2 separate regions of the Homo sapiens genome follow, and region 1 is linked to region 2. The links are chromatin contacts, found by Hi-C or POLR2A ChIA-PET in ENCODE. All regions are on one chromosome and are shown on one strand. The core of a region is the stretch at or near the end of the contact, and the rest is flanking DNA. Distances in the headings are between cores, read along the strand shown. Region 1 holds the start of CD44-AS1 (CD44 antisense RNA 1). Region 2 overlaps CD44 (CD44 molecule (IN blood group)).

Region 1 (5,592 bases), core at 1,873-4,372, 48 kb after region 2:
TTCTATATACTAGTATCTTTGCTCTGAAATTATTATCTTGTTTTGGTAATAGATTGATCAGTTTTACTTTTGGTGATGGATAAACCTCTTCTAGTTCTGATGCACACTTAAAATGTTCATGATTTAATCTAGTATTAATGAATAGGGACCACTTCTCTTATTGTAATAGTGAAGAGAGGAACGAAGATAATTTATTCAATGAAGTTTGACACGGACCTAGAATAAGTCTTTTTTTTTCTCAAATAAGTAGTCATCTCTGCTTCTGCTTTTCTTTGCTTCTCCATTTGTATTAAGAAATTAACAGTGAAGAAAGGGGAAATGGAAAACGCCCACTGTAGTGAAGAAATAAAAAACAGATTCTGTCTTCCTAGTACTAGTTTTTCAATTGCTTTGTAACACAATCACTAGGCATATTCAAGATTAGAGACTTTAGATACATAATTTTGGAGCAGAGATCTTCTCTCCTCCCCCCAAAAAAGAAAAAGAAGAATTCATATGTGTGCATATATATATAATTTTTTTTTTTGAGACGGAGTTTCACTCTTGTTGCCCAGGCTGGAGTCCAATGGTGCGATCTTGGCTCACCTCAACCTCCGCCTCCTGAGTTCAAGCAATTCTCCTGCCTCAGCCTCCATGAGAATCCAATATGTAAAACAGATGACGGTTGTGATGCAGGGACAGAAAATTCAGAATGCCACATGCTTGGCCTCATTTCTCTGGGTGGCCTACCCAAGAGCTTCAAGAAAAACAGTTTAAGAAAATGCTAACTTCAGCAATATTGGCAAGACAAAGCCCCTTACACTCCTTAGTTCTTTATTCAGCATTGTTCTGCTCTCATTTATTAAAAATTCCAAGTACCATTGTCAGTATTCTTCAGAAAATCTTATAGTGCTGTCTCATTTCTCTTGGCAAAAGAAAGCCTGTTGTGCAACCCAATGAATTTAATTTTTTTTTTTTAAAGAGTCTTGCCCTGTCACCCACACTGTAGTACAGTGGCGCGATCTCGGCTCACTGCAACCTCTGCCTCCCGGGTTCAAGCGATTCTCTTGCCTCAGCCTCCTGAGTAGCTGGGATTACAGATGTGTGCCACCACGCCCGGCTAATTTTTTTATTTTTAGTAGAAATGGGGTTTCACCATGTTGGCCAGGCTGGTCTCGAACTCCTGACCTCAAGTGATCCACCAGCCTCAGCCTCCCAAAGTGCTAGGATTACAGACGTGAGCCACCACGCCCAGCCATGAATTTAAAGTTTAAATGGCAATTTTAATAGTCACAGTACCCTAGAATGCTTATAGCCTAATGTTAGTAAATCAAATGCTTTTTACAAGACTGATATTCACAGACACTGATTCTTTCTGATTTCCACAGTGGTACGGACAGATTTTCCATAATTCTCCATGGATTAGACAATTAAGTCACCCAATTCTCATCCTTGGTTTTCTTCAAAAACACTCACCCACATAAATCTCATTTATGTCTATACATTTTTCTCAGTCTTTACGCTTAATGTTAAGAACTAAAGCATTTGTTGAAGCAAGCGGATCACTTGAGGTCAGGAGTCTGAGACCAGCCTGGCCAACATGGCGAAACCTCGTCTCTACTAAAAATACAAAATATTAGCCAGGCATGGTGGCAGGTGCCTGTAGTCTCACCTACTCAGGAGACTAAGGCATGAAAATCACTTGAACCCAGGAATTGGAGGTTGCAGTGAGCCGAGATCGTGCCACTGCACTCCAGCCTGGGCGACAGAACGAGGCTCCGTCCCCCAAAAAAGAACTGAAGCATTTAGAATCATAGTGGCAGTGGTGGTGGTGGTGATGGTGATGGTGATGGTGATAATGATGGTGATGGGATGGTGACGGTCATGGTGATTTTGGTAGTGGGAGTATTGGTGTGGCATTTCAGCAAATGTTGTTTTCATTTGTTTTAACCATCAGCCAAGGAACAAAGCAATCTGTCTCTTCAATATAGTTACACAGGTGACTAAGTGTCACCCGCTTCCACCTTCTCTAATCAAGGAAATGGTGACGATCAGGTTACTATAGATTCCTTATAAGGTGCCTTCATAATGGATAACTGTAGCCATTTTATGTAAGCATTGTCCTGTGATTAAAAAAAAAAAAAGATTCCAGTATGCTTTTGAAAAATGTGGGTGGGGGAGAGAGTTTTAATATGCTGCATTCAAGATTTGACCTATGGATTTAGATTCTAGCAATTCATGAGGTTGTCTTAATCTAAAGCTTTCTGGTGATAGATGTTTGAGAAGCTAGGATTATATTAACTAGTCATGTTGAAACTACAGATTTAACTTTAAAAAATTATTTTAAACTTACTATAATACCCATATTCCAATACACATTATTAATGTTAGCTATCATCTCACCATTTCCTTTTTTACTTATTTTCAATTTTTTTTGAAAATAAGTAGTTGACCTTTCTCTTTGAATCTTTACATCATTCAATCCCAAGATTCCTTATTGCATACTAATTTCCTGCCGCCAAGAAATCTCTGTTTCATGCCCTAAGCCAGAGTATGCCCATTTGCAGTGATTATGTTTCTCATAATCCAATTCATATTGTCCTTATTTAAAATGTACAATGTCTAGTCTCAACCTCATACCTGCAAAGATATCACAATATTTTTGTTAGCATGTTCCTTACCACAGTTCTTGGATTTCTACCAAAACAAAGTTTCTACAAAACTTCCTGTGGTCATCCTTCTTAGCCTTTGCTGCCCCAGTTTCCTTAATTCTTATTAAAGTTCTAGCTCATTTATCAGTGGATTAAGCAATGAACGGTAATTAACATTGTGGACCCATTCAAGGCTGTTTTGCCATCATTTTTTGGAATACCTTAAAAAGACTAAACTTTGTGATAGGCTGTATAAGAATGCAAAGGTAAAGAAATGCAGATGGGAGTGTAAGTGAAAACATGCAGTACTGACCTTCCTGATTGCTCATTACAGGAGACCAAGACACATTCCACCCCAGTGGGGGGTCCCATACCACTCATGGATCTGAATCAGATGGTGAGTTCAAAACTGCTTTAGTCATTTACTGTTATAATCATTGAGCCTAATGATGACTACCAACGAAGTATGAGTCAGTGTCTCCAGAGAAGTGGTTCTCAAACCTTCTTAGCATACATCACAATTGCAGGGAGGGCTTATTAAACCACAATGCTGGACCCCACCCTTAAGGTTCCTGATTCAGTAGGTCTGGGGTGGAGCCCAAGCATTTGCATTTCTAATCAGTTCCCTGGTAATACTGACACTGCTGGGACAGGGATTGCACTTTGAGAGCTACTGCTCTGGAGGAAAGCCTTGCATCTGAAAGCCTCAGGAAGAATTCAAGCAGTGTCCCAATTTAACCTTGCACTACACCAGAGTGATTAAGAGCTTGAGCTTTGTAGCAAAAATGGCCTGAGTTCGATTCCAGCCCTCCGCATATTAACTGAGCAAGATGCTTTAAAGGGTCTGAGACAACATTTCTCAACTAATAAACTTGGAATAATAACAATTGTCACAGGACATTGTTTCAAAGACTAAATGATAGAATACATGTAAAGCATTTAGCATAATCCTGGCACATGATATCATCACTGGTATTTGTTGGGAATTTACTGTGTGCCAGCAGCATCTTTCTAAACACTTTACATGTATTAGGTTGGGCCAAATGGAACTGCCATTATTGTAGGTCAAGAACAGGTCAATATCGGCCAGGCACGGTGGCTCACACCTGTAATCCCAGCACTTTAGGAGGCCGAGGCAGGTGGATCACGAGGTCAGGAGTTCGAGACCAGCCTGGCCAACCCTGTCTCTACTAAAAATACAAAAATTAGCCGGGCGTGGTCCTGCGCACCTGTAATCCCAGCTACTCAGGAGGCTGAGGCAGGAGAATTGCTCGGACCTGGCAGGCAGAGTTTGCAGTGAGCCAAGATTGCACCACTGCACTCCAGCCTGGGTGACAGAGCAAGACTCTGTCTCAAAAAAAACCAAAAAACAAAAAACAAAAAAACAGGTTAATATCAGCAAATTCATAGAGTTTATCTAGTATGAACTCATTCAGTCATCCTATAAACTCTGTGACATAGGTAAGTACTATTATTATCCCCATGTTACAGATGAGGAAACTAAGGCTCAGAGAAGGTAAGTAACTTGGCAGAGTTGACAGGACCAGAGAGTGATGGAGCCACCTTTCAAGCCTGGAGGGCCTTGTATTACTTCTCATAGCACAGTCTGGAGAAGGCATTCCATAATGACCATAATTACTCCCAGGCATGAATTCTTAAATAGACTCCTGTTTGTTGTGATTCAGATCACACCCCTACAAACCTTACCCCAGACTGCAAAAGTCTGACATGAGGTAGGTTTACTAATTACTTCTACTGCTGGGCTACTGGGAGGTTCTGCCAGTGCTGCCTTACTGTGGTCTCCCTGAACATCATAAATCCAGGTGACCCCATGTAAATGATTTAAGCCATATCAATTATTGTCTCCCCTTTTTATGCCCAAGTTTGAGTGAGGCTCACCATCAGATTTAAATGTTTACACATTGAAAACAAATATGAAGATGGATATTTACATGGTGGCTTCCACAATAACTCTCTATGGAGGAGCACTAGGAGGTAGGGATTCATTAGAAATGCTTCTGAAATAGAGACAGAAGTCACAGGTTCACTGGGGACTTTAGGCAGGGCACTTAACCTTTCCCAGACTCAGTTTCCTTGTTAGTAAAAAGGAGATCAAATCATCTGCCTCAGTTGCTTCCTAGAGTTATTGTGAGGAAGACAGGGTACCAGAAGTGTGAAAGTACTCTGAAAAAGTAGGGAGTTATTATTAAGGGGCATGATCTCTAAAACCAAGAGACCCCAGCCACTCTCTAAGTATGATTCTTTAACCATCAGAGTGGACATCACCTAGGAACTTGTTGGAAATGCAGAATCCTTGGCCAACCCAGACCTACTGAATCAGGATCTGCATTTTAACTACACTCTCCCACCCAGGTGGTTTATATGCACATTAAAATTTGGAAGCTTAGACTGTGCTAGACTGCTTTTCTCACCATTGAAGCCAATTGAACAATCTCTGTGCATATGTCTCAGATTACATGTCATCTCCCAACAGGAATATCAAGTGCTCCTCTTTGTGGAACTTGCTACTGTGGCCAGTCCTACCCTGGCTGGATTTGTAGACATCTAGGGCACAAGGCAAGACCTGCTATCTCACATCCATCTTCTGTGGCTTTTGCTTGAAGTGAGAATCAAGCAGACAGGAGCCAGTCTCTTTTGTTTGGCTTCTGAGCAGGTGTCTATTGTTCAAACAGGAGGTTTCATCTTGCTGCACGCACACCCAGATCTTTTCTTGCTGGGAGCACTTCTTCTTTTTTTTTTTTTTTAAATCAAAATAAAGTGATTATGATCCGTTAATGGCCTCTTTTTAAATATCAAAGGCTTCTATGAGTCAGAAAAGAAAAAAAAAAAAAAGAACAGTGAGAGTGACTGTACCTCCTGGGGAGTTTTCACGGCCAAAGATCTTCAGTTTAGGTGGCCAGTGTCCCATGAGTTGGGCAGGTGAAAACCTGCCAACCACCAA
Region 2 (5,440 bases), core at 1,132-3,631:
ACTCAGCCTCACTTGTTGCATCTGTGAAATGGGGGTGATTTTTTGACTTCTCAAGGTATAGCATCTATTAAGGCACATAGACTACAATCTGACACAAATTAGCAGCTCCATACATTGCAGAATCTTTTCTTTTTCACTTAAGGAGATGCTAAAAGAGGCAAGAGGAAAGAAAATCAAATTTGGAGATGCCGTGGGCTGTGTGTTGAAGTTGGGCTCTGGTGGAATTGGTGGTGACCTTTTGCTTCTCTCCATCTGGATGGCTGTATCTTCAAAGACAACAAGTCTTAACTGCAGTTTTTGATTGTATAAATCTGGCCAAGTCCACTATTTACCCAGCCCAGTCTCCTTAGAGTAGGATTGGAAACTCAAACTTTGCTATCTCCTCTGCAGAGTGAGCAAGGGACAATCTTTATGAAAAACTTTAAGTTGCAAGATATTTGTGTTCTTAATAATGAAGGGAAGAATACAAAAATGATAATACTAAGCCTGGCTCATGGATAGCATTTTTGCACAATATATTTCATTTGGGCTGCAGCCTTTGAGCTGTACTAATTGCTCTGAGCATCTGTTTGTATGTCCGTTGCATGGGATGATTTACCCTCCTAGGTTTCCAAATGCTTTGGAGCCCCTGGTTTATTGCAGGACTTACTAAGTGGTGGCCATCGTCACTTTGATTGGCCCCTACCACAGTATTTTCCAGACTTTTCCACCAAGGCTCTTAGGGCTTTGTGGTGGGTGCCAGAACAATTGATGGGGTAGGGTGGGTGCTGGAAGAGAATGAGCATCTGGTAGATTGAGTCTCTGGGTCTGCCCTTCCACCCTCACTCCAGCCCCCATTAGCTCAGCTTGATTTTCAACCACTTGAAATACTGTGGTTGTGCCTAAGACATCATGTCAGGGAGAGAAAGAAACATCTGAAAACCATCAATCTTCTCTCTGAATGCTTCCACTGGTCCCATTTGCCTGTTGACAACCCAAGTTGAAAAGGCAGCACCAGAGGGGAATGGGGAAAATTAGCAGAACTGGAAAATCTGAGTTGAGATCTGGGTTTACCAAACTCTCCGTAAGACTTTGAGTCTGTGAAACTTATGTCCATTAGTTTCTTCACCTTTTAAATGGGTCTGTAGTACCTACCCTCTGGGCCTCACAGGCTGCTTTTGGGTGTGAAAGTGCTTTATAATTGGTGAAGGAAACTGCTACGTGGCAAGAATAGCAAAGCCTGATGTACTTTAATCCATTCGGTTCTGCTGAGGGTGGAGCCCCAATGTGTCTTAATTCATATGAGGTTTCTGAGAAGCTTTTTGAGATTTTAATACTGTCCCAGGTATGCACATCAACCTTCTCACTTTTATCCCCCAAGCTCCAAAATTTCATAACTTTTTATTTCATCTTGGGTGGCAGGAAGGCAAGGTGTGCCTGGGGGAGCTACAGGGAGTTATTCAAGGTCACATAATTAGCTTATAATTAACAGAGTTTAGGCTAGAACCAGTGCATCCCACTCCCAGATGGGGGCCCCCGGCTTATCTCAGCATGTCAGCAACCCATGAATCAGCCCTGAAATATAGATATTACCTATGAGTAACAGTTTCTCATCCTACCTCAACTGTTACGAAAGTCTTCCCTCAAACTAAAGCTAAGCAGTTCCACAAAATGCCAGCTATAGACATTAGCAGAAACTGTATATTGATTAGGTGATGTATCAGTCATTGTAACTACCCAGAAAAAAAAATACAATGACAAAACCAAGTGGCCCAACCTTATTTTCTACTTGCAAGAGGAAAAACCCTATTTGGGCCCCAAGATGCTTTTTTCATTTCATTTACCACATCCTGGGTTTGTGCTAGTCAATCTGCTAAATCAATAAGATCCGAAAAAGCAGAAAACAAAGATCGTGAGGCCAGAGGATTTCCTGATCACCATGGCAACACACAGGGGTGGGTACTGTGGTTTCTCTGCCTGAAGACGCACTCGTCAAAGACTACTTGGTGTTACAGAATTCTGGTGCAGTGAAGCAACAGTTCTGGGACATATACTTTCTTTTGCCAGAAAGACTCTGTTGGATCCAGGACCAGGAGTGGGGGGTTAAACAGTTCTCCATACCCTCACCTCCAAGTCCCCATCATCCCATTAGGAGACAGGGACAGTACTGTTCTCCAAACTCTCAAAACAACCCAAGAGCTTTCTAGGCTGTGCATTGGGTTGATCATTTGGTGGCCTTGGCTGAAGGGCCAGGGTAACAGCTAGGAGAACCCTTGGGATTCTTCTCCAATGTGACAGGCCCCTCCATGTTGGTTCAGCGTTGACTGCCATGACAGGCTCCAGGCTCCACGGAAAAAAGGCAGAGAAATCAGGGGGTCCAGCCAGGCGCCAAGACGTTGGGGTGCCTTGCATTTCTAAGTGCCAAGTGATGAATAGCTCAGTTGAAAGCAACCCAGGGCACATTCTGGAGGAAATTCTCTGGGTATGATTGTGCATGACTGTTTTCTCTGCTCATTAAACCCTCATCTGCCTCCAGGGCAATTCCGGGAGAGACTGAGTCACTCAAGACTCATGGTCTGCACTGGGCAGCCAAAGGCGATTCGGCCACCAAGTGTGATTCTGGCCTCATTCAGAAGTGGATGCTAAACAATACACCCTTTCACCAGGAGCCCATCACATGGGCATCAGGAGATGGGGGCGAGTGATGTGCCAGCCTTCTAGACTGGCAGGCCTGGGGGGCAGCAGAGGGCACAATAGCTAGAAAGACTCCCAGATGAAAACTTCTGGGCTTTGAAGCCTTCGAACAAATGAAGAAGAAAATGACTTCTTCGTGTCCTATTAAGACAGTGAGTTGTGGCTTTTTTGAGAGCAGCTTGCTCAGACCTCTTATGAAAGATAGATCAGTAGCAACAGCACTGGTGTAGGAGTCAGAAATCTGCAATTATGAACCACTGAGTTTTGTGTGTGTGTGTGTGTGTTTTTGTTTTTGTTTTTTGTTTGTTTTGTTTTGTTTTTTAACTTGCTGGAGGACCATACTCGGCTATCCTTGATTTTATTTTCTCCTGTGTCACAAGAGAAATTGGTTAGAAGCTTCCCATTGTGCCTCCTGGCTTTAAAAATAGATAATCCAATTAACAATAATGCTTTAAAACAACAAAACCTTGTCCTTTTCCCTTCCTACTTCTGATCAGAACCAGCTCAGTAAGATTTATTAGTTGTGCAATCTGTTTTGGACATGAGCTCAGCAAATCAGAGGACAGAAATAGAATCCTGGCTTTTTAATGATAAACACTGTAAAAATAAAAAATTTGGAGAGCTTACCAGTGCTTCTGGCTGCCCAAGTGGTTTGTGTGTGGTTGACTCCCAGGAGCTCAATCACTTTGGGTGCAGTCCACCCAGAGAGCTATGTTCCAGCTACATCAACCTGGAGCCTTAGCTTGGTCAGTCTAGATTTTTGGGTTTGGCTGCAGACATCTCGTAATGTCACAAGGACAGCCTGTGTCCTTGGTGACCCAACCCTGGGCCAACCCCAAGTCCTGGAGTCCTCTCCTAAGAGCCCTGCCTAATTGTAGAGAGAGCATTCAGGCTGTAAAGGGCAGGAGGCCTGGGGGCTACGACTAGGTTTGGGCTTTCTAAATTCCCAAGAGTATGATGGGAAGACCAACAGGCAGAATCAGAGAGAAGCAGTCAGCCCACTGCTGGGGAAAGCCAGTCAAGGTCAAGACTTCAGAATCTCCTCTCTGGAGAGAGAGTGAAAATTCCATTAGTGAAGTTTGTTCCACTGAAGCCTTACCAGGCCTTGGTAAAGGCCCCTATCTTGTGGTCCAGAATCAAGGGACTTCTGATCTTAAAATAATATTCAATAAGCTCAAATTCTTCTCTCTAGGGCTCTCTTTTCATGATCACCTCTCCACACTTTATTAAAAAATCACATGAAGGGTAAGTGGGCTTCCTGTCATTTCAGTGTCTGACCTGTGCATAAGTTGGAATTTAACACTGGAAAATGATCAGCCAGATTGCCCAGTCTGAAACCCAGGTCCCCCAGTGACTAGCACAAGTTACTTACATCTTCTCAATGAATCAGTTACCTCTTGTGTAAAATGGGGATAATAAAAATGCCTGCCACACAGGATTGTTAGGAAAATTAAGTGAAATATTAGGTGTAAAGTGCTGAATACCTTGAACCCAGACTAGGCACTCAGTGAGTGCTCACTGTGGTTATGGACCAGGAGCTGCAGGAATTAGAACACCATTGAGTAGCAGGAACTGGCTTTATTCTCATCTTCATGATAAAGCAACTTCTCCTTACATATAGCTTAATCTGGAACCAAAAATCTAATTCTGCCTCATCCCTCCTGAGGAGATGACAAATAGGGATCAGGCACACCTGGGTGGCTCAAGTTAGAAAACAAATTAACTCATTTTGCAGAATCTGGAGACGTCTGGTCTGGAGAACTGACAGTGCCCTCTCTTTGGGCATAGTATGACTGTAGGTTGTCTTTGGGTGGTCTTCATATGGAATGTACTGTGTTTGCCATGTTCCCTAGGAGATCTGGCCTCAGAAATGGCCCTGTGATGGTATGTGAACATACTGTCCTGTAACTGAGATGATAGCTTGCACATTCAGACAGACAAAGCCAGTTACAAAACTAAAAGTTGGTCTCTGAAACATTTGCTTTCGGGGAAAACAGCAAATGTTCACAGAAGCAAAGTTCTGGGTTAAAGACATTTTAAGTATCCAATAAGGAATTCTCAGCAAACACCAGCTGGTGATTCCTCAGATATGATGTGGGAAAGGAACCTGATAGGTGATCTTTTTGCACCCTATAAGACTGCAGCCTGTCGGGGGTTGGGGGCAGAAAGAGAGCATTTATTAATTCATTATTTCATTCAACATTTGCCTACCATGGGAGGCTGTACTAGGTACTGGGAATATAATTGTGAAGAAGGGAGACACCATTTCTGTTGTCAACGAAGCCCACAGAGAAGTTCCAAAATTTCAGAATGCTGGAATTTCTGGTTACTAGAGACCTTGAAGATAATAATTTCTTGTAATTCTTTACCTGGTTGTGTCACAGACTTTGAAAACCAATGAAAACCAGAGATGTTGCCCTACCTAAACACACACACACACACACACACACACACATCCATACACACAATCTTGCATATAATCTCACAGGTCCATGGATGTATTGACCAGCTCCTGGATTCCATATTGAAAATCCCTTGCAGCCCAGCTCCAATACTAGTACCAGGCCACTCACCTCTCAGGAAAGTTTGGGAAGACGTAGATAATGGCAACTTGGGTGAAAATTACACAGTGCTCTCTTCCCAGCACATGTTGTGATTTTCTACAACTTCAGAAATAACTGGGGTGGACCAAGAAGCTATTATTCCTCGCAGGCCCTACAATCTAGGCAAAGCTTTGAAATGTGCTCGGACAATTTTATCAGAGATC

Evidence for each region. Hi-C counts contacts between places; a loop is a spot of excess contacts on that map. ChIA-PET counts read pairs that join two places held with the same protein, here RNA polymerase II (POLR2A). Pooled maps may share reads with other maps.
Region 1: a map of CD8-positive, alpha-beta T cell shows a loop between it and region 2 (2.6-fold over the local background). The contact joins the promoter of CD44-AS1 here to the enhancer-like site in region 2. A Hi-C loop is called at or near these places in 9 of 168 maps with a recorded cell type or tissue (B cell, CD14-positive monocyte, CD4-positive, alpha-beta T cell and 6 more) and 10 of 50 pooled maps. POLR2A ChIA-PET finds 5 or more read pairs at or near these places in 10 of 52 experiments (BJ, CD4-positive, alpha-beta T cell, CD4-positive, alpha-beta memory T cell and 6 more).

The regions. Positions count from the first base shown.
Region 1 is chr11:35,211,888-35,217,479 of GRCh38, forward strand. It overlaps CD44-AS1 (CD44 antisense RNA 1), which reads right to left and starts at 3,123. Exons shown (of 2, transcript NR_174965.1): 1 at 2,944-3,123. CD44 (CD44 molecule (IN blood group)) reads left to right here. Exons shown (of 18, transcript NM_000610.4): 15 at 2,965-3,027. RefSeq lists enhancers at 2,353-3,552, 5,060-5,592.
Region 2 is chr11:35,164,315-35,169,754 of GRCh38, forward strand. The region is part of intron 1 of CD44 (CD44 molecule (IN blood group)); the gene reads left to right. Among named protein-coding and RNA genes, the nearest start is that of SNORD164, 4.1 kb to the left of the region's middle. RefSeq lists a silencer at 1,245-1,294 and an enhancer at 1,715-1,774. Within about 2 kb of position 2,382, at least 31 of the 41 ENCODE cell types and tissues checked have a DNase peak (open chromatin) inside an H3K27ac peak, as active enhancers do; they include B cell, CD14-positive monocyte, CD4-positive, alpha-beta T cell and 4 more, where a contact is called at or near this core.